2 separate regions of the Homo sapiens genome follow, and region 2 is linked to region 1. A link is an interaction called in ENCODE POLR2A ChIA-PET data of the cell type or tissue named here. Cell type or tissue: OCI-LY7. All regions are shown on one strand. Links, peaks and the distances in the headings refer to the core of each region. The heading gives the core; the rest is flanking DNA. Region 1 overlaps SYNC (syncoilin, intermediate filament protein). Region 2 overlaps S100PBP (S100P binding protein).

Region 1 (5,381 bases), core at 301-5,300:
CCTAGACTACCTCAGGTTCTTAGATGTCAGCAGCCATTCGTCTGCTCCCTCCACTCTGTCAATCCACCCCTCCACACACCCAACCACGGTGTAGATCCCCTGCCAGCATCCCAGCGACATCACCATATGGTCTCTGCTTATGCAGCTCCAAGGACTCGACATACCTGAGGCACCACTGTTTGTTCCACAATTATAATAATTTTTTTTTTTTGAGATGGAGTCCCGCTGTATTGCCGAGGCTGGAGTGCAATAGCGTGATGTCGGCTCACTGCAACCTCTGTCCCCCAGTTCATGCGATTCTCTTGCCTCAGCCTCCCAAGTAGCACCACCACGCCTTTTTTTTTTGAGACGGAGTCTTGCTCTGTTGCCAGGCTGGAATGCAGTGGTGCGATCTTGGCTCACTGCAGCCTCCACCTCCCAGGTTCAAGTGATTCTCCTGCCTCAGCCTCCTGAGCAGCTGGGATTATAGGCACACATACCACCACGCCCGGCTAATTTTTGTATTTTTAGTGGAGATGGGGTTTCACCATGTTAGTCAGGCTGTTCTCAAACTCCTGACCTCATGATCTGCCCGCCTCGGCCTCCCAAAGTGCTGGGATTATAGGCATGAGCCACTGCGCCCAGCCCAGTTCTAATAAAATTATAATGTTGAGGTAAAACCTTCCTTATAACTTTTTTTTTTCTTTGAGATGGAGTCTTGCTCTGTCACCCAGGCTGGAGTGCAGTGGTGCCATTTCAGCCTCCACCTCCCAGGTAGGTGGGACTACAGACACGTGCCATCACACTCAGCTGATTTTTGTATTTTTAGTAGAGATGGGGTTTTACCATGTTGGCCAGGCTGGTCTCAAACTCCTGACCTCAAGTGATCCGCCCTCTTCAGCCTCCCAAAGTGTTGGGATTACAGGCATTGAGCCACCATGCCCAGCAATTCCTGGTAACTTTTAGCCACTGGATTTACCTGATTCTTCCTTCTAGGATCAGATATTTCTACCTTCTTTTCTGTGTAAGTTATCTAAACACTTAAAGAGAACCATGGTCGGCCAGGCGTGGTGGCTCACACCTGTAATCTCAGCACTTTGGGAGGCCGAATCAGGCGGATCACCTGAGGTCGGGAGTTCAAGACCAGCCTGACCAACATGGAGAAACCCCATCTCTACTAAAAATACAAAATTAGCCGGGCGTGGTGGTGCATGCCTGTAATCCCAGATACTCACTGAGGCAGGAGAATCTCTTGAACTTCAAAGAGGCAGAGGTTGCAGTGAGACGAGATTGCACCATTGCACTCCAGCCTGGGCAACAACAGCGAAACTCCGTCTCAAAAAAAAAAAAAAGATAACCGTGGTCAAGTGCGGTGGCTCATGTCTGTAATCCAGCACTTTGGGAGGCCAAGACCTCTTGAGTCCAGGAGTTTAAGGCCAGCGTGGGCAACATGGCGAAACCCCATCTCTACAAAAAAATACAAAAAATTAGCTGGGCATGATGGTGTACACCTGTAGTCCCAGATACTTGGGAGGCTGTGGTGGGAGAATCACCTGAGCCTGGGAGGTCGAGGCTGTGCTGAGCCATGACTGCACCACTCTGCACCCCAGCCTGGGCAACAGAGACCCTGTCAAAAAAAAAAACAAAAAAAACCCAGCTTATCTTTGTTATTCCATACATGTCCAGGTTTCCAGTGCCCTCTTCATTTGTGTCATATCCTTGTGACACAAATGACAGCTTTCAGACTGTCACTCTTTTGAGGATTTTTTTTTAATTTGCCTTTATTCTTAAGTTCCCCAAGAGCTAGAAATTGGGATGGGTATCAAAAACAGTGCCCCAGGGCTGGGCGAGATGGCTCACGCCTGTAATGCCAGCACTTTGGGAGGCCAAGACGGGTGGATCACCTGAGCTCAGGAGTTCGAGATCAGCCTAGCCAACATGGTGAAACCCCGTCTCTACTAAAAATACAAAACTTAGCAGGGCATGATGGTGCATGCCTGTAATCTCAGCTACTCGGGAGGCTAAGGCACAAGAATCGCTTGAACCTGGGAGGCAGAGGTTGCAGTGAGCCGAGATCACACCACAGCCTGGGCGACAGACCGGGACTCCATCTCAAAAAAAAAAAAAAAAAAAAAATGCCGGGCGTGGTGGCTCACGCCTGTAATCCCAGCACTTTGGGAGGCTGAGGCAGGCGGATCATGAGGTCAGGAGATCGAGACCATACTGGCTAACACAGTGAAACCCCGTCTCTACTAAAAGTACAAAAAAATTAGCCAGGCGTGGTGGCGGGCACCTGTAGTCCCAGCTACTCGGGAGGCTGAGGCAGGAGAATGGTGTGAACCTGGGAAGCGGAGCTTGCAGTGAGCCCAGATTGCGCCACCGCACTCCAGCCTGGGCAACAAAACCAAACTCTGTATCAAAAAAAAAAGTTTTTCATACCAAGTGCTTGTAAGCAACATTTCTTGTTTCTGTAAAAGTTCATCTTGTTAGAACTGGCCCACCCTTCTATCCTGTCAAACGCTCTTGAAGTCAGATTCCATCATTCTGACATCTGAGCTCTTTGACCCAGCTGCCTATTGCCTGCCAGCTCAGTCAGTTCCCACTGGGGAGTGTTCTCTTGCTGCTTTGCCCCTCAAATGCAAATAGCTTTGGTCTTTCCTGTTTCTGTTTTTTTGTTTTTGTCTTTTTTTTTTTTTTTGAGATGGAGTCTCCCTCTGTCGCCCAGGCCTGAGTACTGTGGCATGATCATAGCTCACTGCAGCCTCAACCTCCCCGGCTCAAGCCATCCTCCTGCCTCAGCCTCCCGGGTAGCCAGGACTACAGGCACGTAGCGCCACACCCGCTAATTTTTTAACTTTTTGTAGAGATGAAGTCTCACTATGTTGCTCAGGCTGGTCTCAAACTCCTGAGCTCAAGCGATCCTCCTACCTAGACCTCCCAAAGTGCTGGGATTACAGGCATGAGCCACCACATCCGGCCACAGGCAAGAAATCTTCAGACAGCTCTTTCCCTCCCCTGTATAGCCAGTTCACTGAGAAGTGACTTTTCTTTTCTTTTTTTTTTTTTTTTTTGAGATGGAGCTTCACTCTGTCGCCCAGGCTGGAGTGCAGTGGCGTGGTCTCAGCTCACTGCAACCTCCTCCTCCTGGGTTCAAGTGATTCTCCTGCCTCAGCCTCCTGAGTAGCTGAGACTATAGGTGCCTGCCACCACGCCTGGCTAATTTTTGTGTATTTAGTAGAGACAGGGTTTCACCATGTTGGCCAGGATGGTCTCAATCTCCTGACCTCGTGATCCACCAGGGATCATGGCCTCCCAAAGTGCTGGGATTACAGGCACGAGTCACTGCGCCTGGCCAAAAAGTGACCTTTCTATCTTAGAAAGACTACAGTCTCCATCCCCCTCTTCTGCATCCCACTATCAGGGCCCTACTCCAAGACATCCTGTCTCACTGGCACTTTTGTCCTGGTCTTCTAAAAGGACTTCCTCCTCTCCTCACCTCAATCTATTCTCTACACCACCACAGTTAACTTGCTACAACACAGAGTGAACTATTGCTCCACTTCACCAATAAATACCCAAATTGCTACGCATGGTTTCAAGGTCCTTAAAGATGTGGCCCAAACATACCTTTTTTTTTTTTTTTCTTTTTTTGAGCCAGAGTCTCGCTCTGTTGCCCAGGCTGGAGTGCAGTGGTGCAATCTCGGCTCACTGCAACCTCCGGCTCCTGGTTTCAAGCAATTCTCTACCTCAGCCTCCCGAGTAGCTGAGACTACAGGCGCCCACCACCATGCCTGGCTAATTTTTTGTATTTTTAGAAGAGACAGGGTTTCACCATCTTGGTCAGGCTGGTCTCGAACTCCTGACCTCATGATCCGCCTGCCTCGGCCTCCCAAAGTGCTGGGATTACAGGCATAAGCCACCACACCCGGCCCCAAACATACCTTTTTTAGCTTCCTCTCACATTATTCCTGCAACCCACCCAATGCTTGACATCCTAGAGCTTGCATTAACTTTTTACACCTCCTACTCTAAGCCCACGGTGTCCAGCTGAGAATTGCAGCTTCTCAAAAACCACCTAACTAGAGAACCCTGTACTACCTGGGAAGGCAGAGCTCCTAGAGCCAGGGCCAGGAAGGATGCACCTGCTCAGCCAGCCAAACTCACTCTGATATTCAACAGTCCCTGCTTTCCCAGCAGACGGCCCTTTCATCATTCTCGTGCCGAGCCGCCCACCTTGGAATGACTTCACCGTGTTCAAGATTATTCTAGGCATTTTACATGAATACTCATTTATAGAATCCTCATCATCTATTGGCTGGGTGCAGTGGCTCACGCCTGTAATCCCAGCACTTTGGGAGGCCGAGGCGGGTGGATCACCTGAGGTCAGGAGTTTGAGACCAGCCTGGCCAACATGGTGAAACTCCGTCTCTACTAAAAATACAAACGATTAGCTGGGTATGGTGGTGTGTGCCTGTAATCCTAGCTACTCAGGAGGCTGAAGCAGGAGGATTGCTTGAACCTGGGAGACAGAGGTTGCAGTGAACTGAGATTGCGCCATTGCCCTCCAGCCTGAGCAACAAGAGCAAGACTCTGTCTCAAAAAAAGAAAGAAAGAAAGAATCTTCATCTATTATCTCCATTTTATAGATGAGGAAGCCAATGCACAGAGTAAGAACTCACACAAGGTTCCACAACTGTTGTAAGTGGTGGAGGCTGGAGAAGGCCTGCAGTATTTACCACCCTCCTAGGATAGGCGTGAGGTCCAAAAGAGGTAACTACAGCACATATAAAAAGCCTGGCATGCAGCAGTCACAATATACTTTTTTTTTTTTTGAGATGGAGTTTCACTCTTGTTGCCCAGGCTGGAGTGCAATGGTGTAATCTCCGCTCACTGCAGCCTCTGCCTCCTGGGTTCAAGCAAGTCTCCTGTCTCAGCCTCCCAAGTAACTGGGATTACAGGCACACGCCACCACGCCTGGCTAATTTTTGTATTTTTAGTAGAGCCGGGTTTCACCATGTTGGCCGGGCTGGTCTTGAACTCCTGACCTCAGGTGATCCGCACACCTCGGCGTCCCAAAGTGCTGGGATTACAGGCGTGAGCCACCGCGCCGGGCCCACAATATACTTCTATCTATCTAACAAATTTCTACTCATCCTTCAAGCCCTGCTCAAACTTCATCTCTTCCGTAAAGTATCTCCCAGACAGCCCCATGTGTGTTCTCAGGGCACTCTGTATGCAGCACATCTTCACACTTATTGCTCCAGTTACAGAAGTACATGTGTCTGTCTCCCTGATAGTGAGTTTCCTAAGGACAAGCAGAGTTCTCATTCTGCTCTATATCCTAGGGTGGGGCTCTGTAAGGGCAGACAGGCAGAAACCAGATGAACTCCAAGGAGGAAATC
Region 2 (5,381 bases), core at 237-5,236, 140 kb after region 1:
TGCCAGTTCAGTTTGAATCCTCTCCATTGGGTTAGTTATCTCTTTTCACTTTATCAATAATGTATATATTATTGATGTAGAATGTAACAAAGTAAATCATCCTTCAACTCCATTATTCTAATGTAAGTATAATCTCTTTAGTTTAGTGCCCCATGGGTTTTTTTTTTATAATAACACTTAAAAAGAAATACCAACAACTTCCTTTCTGGTATCCCTGCAAATGGAAAACTTTCTATGAAATTATAAGTACTTAAAGTAGAAAAGGATCATTAAGAGCTTCTCTTTAATCTCCTAACACATAAGTCTGTTCTATATATTTTTGCCAAGTGACCGTTTAGCCTTTGCTTAAAGTTCTAATAATGCAAAACGCATTACCTCATAAGGCAGGTCATTCATTGCTTAGAAAATTTTAGTTGTTAGAACGTTATTCCTTACGTTGAGTCAAACGTGGCTTCCCTATAACTTCTAGTGGTAGTTCCTAGTTCTGCCCTCTAGCATCATGAAAAATAACTTTGTTCTGTCTTTCATTTTTTATTATTTTCTTTTTTTTTTTTTTGGAGACAGAGTCTGCTGCCCAGACTGGAGTGCAGTGGCGCGATCTCGGCTCACTGCAGCCTCTCCCTCCCGGGTTCAAGCGATTCTCTTGCCTCAGCCTCCTGAGTAGCTGGGACCACAGGCGCAGACAACCACACCTGGTTAATTTTTGTATTTTTAGTAGAGACACGGTTTCACCATTTTGGCCAGGCTGGTCTCGAACTCCTGGCCTCAAGTGATCCGCCCACCTTGGCCTCCCAAAGTGCTGGGATTACAGGCGTGAGACAGCACCCAGCCCATTTTTTATTCTTTCAGACATTAGAAATAATGATTCTCTCTCCTACAAAGAAAAAAACTTAAAATCACCTATAAATCTATCCTGCCACCTAGAAATAACAAAATTAACATTTTGATAATTATCTTTCCTGTAAGGTAGAATATATACAGGGAAATTACATATTAATAGTTTATAATCTGCTTTCTTTGTACTTAATGTATTTTAAGGACCTTTTCATGTAAAATATTTGAAATTAAGATTTTTAATGATTACAAAGTATTTTATTATATAATTTATTTCATCTTGGTAAATTAGATTGTGTCCATTTTCATTAGTAATGCTGCAGTGAACATTCTGGTCAATAAATGTTTATGTACAATTCTTATTTCTATAGGATGAATCCCTAGAAGTGGAATTGCTGGGTAAAGTATATAAACATTTAAAAAACTGTTACATGTTACCAGATGGTCCTGCCCCAAAAAATTGTATTAATTTTTAGTGTCACCAATTTGATAGGTAAATTTTAACATATTTTGTTTTAATAATTGGTCAGGTTAAATGTTTTTTGTTTATTGATAATTTATATTTAATCATAATTTTTAAAAAATCATGTAATATATATTCCATATTCCAATTTCCTTAGTTGTCCCAAAAATATATTCTTGTAACTTTGGTGAAATAGCATCTAATCAAAGTTCACATTTAGTTATTGTCTCCTTAATCTCTTTTAATTTAGGTCACTTGTTTTATAGATTGTCCCACATTCTGAATTTTGTCTGTTTCTTGTGGTATCATTTAATTTGTTCCTCCATTCTCTGTATTTCCTGTAAACTAGAAGCTGGGTCCAGAGGTGGGATTAGATTCAAATTAAGTGTTTTTGGCAGGGATAATTCCTAGGTGCTATTGTGTATTCATCCTACACTATACCCTACACTATATCCTTCTAATCAAATCAGCAGGCATATATGACACTTAATGACAGGTTGTTCCACAAATAGTAATACTAAGTTTGTTAAGGTGTTAACTGCCATGTCTTCCCATTGTAAAGTACATTTACCCCTTTTTAATTAGTAAATTATCTGTGGGGTGATGCTTTGGTACCATGTGAATATCCTGTTCCCCAACAACTAACTGTTCACCTAATTGCTTGAGCATTTATTGATGATCCTTGCTTGAATGAGCTGCTGCACTGGGAGTTACATAGAAAATGTTCTTTTTTGGCCAGGCGCAGTGGCTCATGCCTGTAATCCCAGCACTTTGGGAGGCTGAGGCAGATGGATCATCTGAGGTCAGGAGTTCAAGACCAGCCTGACTAACATGATGAAACCTGTCTCTACTAAAAATATAAAAATTAGCTGGGCGTGGTGGTGGGCGCCTGTAATCCCAGCTACTCGGGAGGCTGAGGCAGGAGAATCTCTTGAACCCAAGAGGCAGAAGTTGTAGTGAGCGAAGATCAGGCCATTGCACTCCAGCCTGGGCAACGAGCAAAATTCCATCTCAAAAGAAAAAAATGTTCATTTTCTAAATATATAATTTCTTCTACAGTTATTAACTAGCATTCTTTTGTAAAGATTTTCTATTACTTTACTATTACTATAACCTCATGGATTTTTTTAAAGAATCAATATGTTGTAATCAATTATAGCTACTGTTCTTGGTTTTTCTTTTTGATGCTCAATTTGTCTCAAATTTGATAAATGGGAGCTCCTTCAAGATGACTCTTGTTCCTATTGACATGATCCCATTAATCTTTTTTTTTAATTGTGGTAAAAAAAATACATCTAACATAAAATTACCATCTTAACCATTTTTAAGTGCACAATTCAGTAATGTTACATATATTCACATTGTTGTGAAACATATCTCCAGAACCTCTTCATCTTGCAAATCTAAAACTCTATACCTACACAACAGTTCCCCCTCTCTCCCTTCAGTCTCTGGTAACCACCATTCTACTTTCTTTTTTTTTAAATATGACTACTTTAGATACCTTTTATAAGTGGAATCATACAATATTTATCTTTTTGTGACTGGCTTATTTCGTTTAGTATAATGTCTTCAAGATTTACCCATTGTGGCATGTGACAGGATTTCCTTCCTTTTTAAATATTTTTATTTTTATTTTTTTTCTATTTTTCTCACCACTCAATTTCCTTCCTTTTTAAGGCTGAATAATATTCCATTGTATATATACACACCATTTTGTTTAATCCATTCATCTGTCAGTAGACATTTGGGTTGCTTCCACTTCTTGGCTATTGTGAATTGTGCCACTATGAACATGGGTCTACAGATATCTCTTTAAGACCCTATTTTTAATTCTTCTGGATATATATGCAGAAGTGGGATTGCTGGACCATATGGTAGGTCTGTTTTTAATTTTTTGAGGAACTTCATACTGTTTTTCATAGCAGTTGCACCATTTTGCAGTCCTACCAACAGTGCACAAGAGTTCTAATTTTTCCCCATCCTTGCCAGCACTTATTTTTTTGTGCTTTTTTTTTTTTTTTGAGGCTGGAGTCTCGCCCTGTCATCCAGGCTGGAGTGCAGTGGTACAGTCTTGGCTCACTGCAACCCCTACCTCCCACATTCAAGTGATTCTCGTGCCTCAGCCTCCCAAGTAGCTGGGACTACAGGCGCACTCCACCACGTCTGGCTAATTTTTGTATTTTAGTAGAGATGGGGTTTTGCCATGTTGGTCAGGCTGGTCTCGAACTCCTGAGCTCAAGTGATCTCCCCATCTCGGCCTCCCAAAGTGCTGGGATTGCAGGTGTGAACCACTGTGCCTGGCTTGTGTTTTTGTTTTTGTTTGTTTTTTTTTATAGTAGCTATCCTAAAGGGTGTTAAATCAGTATTCATTGTTTTTGTGTCCCAACTAAGTATTGTTCACTGAAAAGCCAAGTAGTATATTATGGCTTCATTTTCTTTCTTGAATTGTTTATTTTTGTAGAGTTGTTAATTGCTTCAGTTTCTTTCATTAAATTTTTTTTTTGGGAGAGCTTTTTCCTAGAGCCTTCTGTTCTACTGCTCCAATTTGCACTGCTTGTTCTTTAGCCCTGCAACAGAGCTGTCATCCCAGGATTTTCCTCTGCTGCCCTCCTGGGTTGAATCCTGTTTCTTGGATCCTATATCTTCCTCTTTCTTATTTTTGGTTTTAGTAGAGGACATCCTCTGAGAATATCTAAGAAAGGGTGCATAGATGTTTTCTTTGTGTTTACATATCTGAACATGTCTTTATTCTATCCTCATACTTGATTGATAGTTTGATATAAAATTCTAAATTTAAAATCAATTTTTGCTCAGAAATTTGAAGACATGGCCAGGCGCAGTGGCTCACGCCTGTAATCCCAGCACTTTGGGAGGCTGAGGTGGGCGGATCCCAAGGTCAAGAGTTCGAGACCAGTCTGGCCAATATGGTGAAACCCCATCTCTACTAAAAAAAAAACATACAAAAATTAGCCTGGTGTGGTGGCGGGTGCCTGTAGTCCAGCCTGGGCAACAAAACAAGACTCCATCTCAAAAAAAAAAAAAAAAAAAAAGAAATTTGAAGACATTCAGTATTGCTCTTAAGAAGTCTGAAGTCTGTTATAAGTTTAACTTTTATTTCTTTGTATGTCATCTGTCTTTTTCTCTCTGGAAGTTCTTTTTGTTTGTTTGTTTGTTTTTGAGACAGTCTCGCCCTGTTGCCCAGGCTGGAGTGCAGTGGCGTAATCTGAGCTCACTGCAGCCTCCACCTCCCAGGTTCAAGCAGTTCTCCTGCCTCAGCCTCCTAGCTGGGATTATAGGCACCGGCCACCTGCCTGTAATCCCAGCTACTCGGGAGGCTGAGGCAGGAGAATCACTTGAACCCGGGAGGTGGAGGTTGCGGTGAGCCGAGATCGCGCCATTGCACTCCGGCCTGGGCAACAAAAGCAAAACTCCGTCTCAAAAAAAAAAAAAAAAAAGATAATAAGCATATTGGACTAAAAACTTTCTTTGTGCACCTTTGTAATTCCTCCCTTCTGCCTATCTCTGCCCCCTCTAATCCCCAGGCAAGATTGACCACTGATCTAGTGTCTACTGCAGTTAGTTTGCATTTTCTAAAGTTTTATGTGATGGAATCATACACTATGTACTCTTTTGAGTCTGGCTTCTTTGTCTCAAGATAATTATTTTGAAATTCATCCATGTTGCATGTTTATTTCTTTTTATTGCTGAGTAGTATTCCATTATATAGATTTATCCCTAAGTGAATGTTTACCCATTCACTTAGATGGGCATTTGGCTTATGTTCAATTTTTGGCTATGACAGATAAAACTGTTAGGAACATTCATGCACAAATCTTTGTATATATATGCTTTTATTTTTCTTAAGTAAATATCTAGAGTAAAATGACTGGGTCATACGGTAGGTGTGTGTTTAACTTTTTGAGAAACTGCCAGCTGGGTGCGGTGGCTCACGCCTGTAATCCCAGCACTTTTGGAGGCCGAGGCGGGCGGATCACGAGGTCAGGAGATCGAGACCATCCTGGCTAACACGGTGAAACTCCGTCTCTACTAAAAATACAAAAAATTAGCTGCGCGTGGCTCC

Evidence for each region. ChIA-PET counts read pairs that join two places held together with the same protein. Peaks named below come from ENCODE experiments on the same cell type or tissue, not always from the same donor. Only the 100,000 strongest peaks of a DNase experiment are listed, where the experiment ranks them.
Region 2: POLR2A ChIA-PET joins it to region 1 with 5 read pairs; 3 of 35 experiments call an interaction of 5 or more read pairs at or near these places.

The regions. Positions count from the first base shown.
Region 1 is chr1:32,696,122-32,701,502 of GRCh38, forward strand. The region is part of intron 1 of SYNC (syncoilin, intermediate filament protein); the gene reads right to left. Among named protein-coding and RNA genes, the nearest start is that of SYNC, 4.0 kb to the right of the region's middle. In OCI-LY7, for the core only: no CTCF peak of the experiment used is centred there; a DNase peak (open chromatin) is centred at 2,610.
Region 2 is chr1:32,832,829-32,838,209 of GRCh38, forward strand. The region is part of intron 5 of S100PBP (S100P binding protein); the gene reads left to right. Among named protein-coding and RNA genes, the nearest start is that of S100PBP, 18 kb to the left of the region's middle. RefSeq lists an enhancer at 857-1,026. In OCI-LY7, for the core only: no CTCF peak of the experiment used is centred there; no DNase peak of the experiment used is centred there.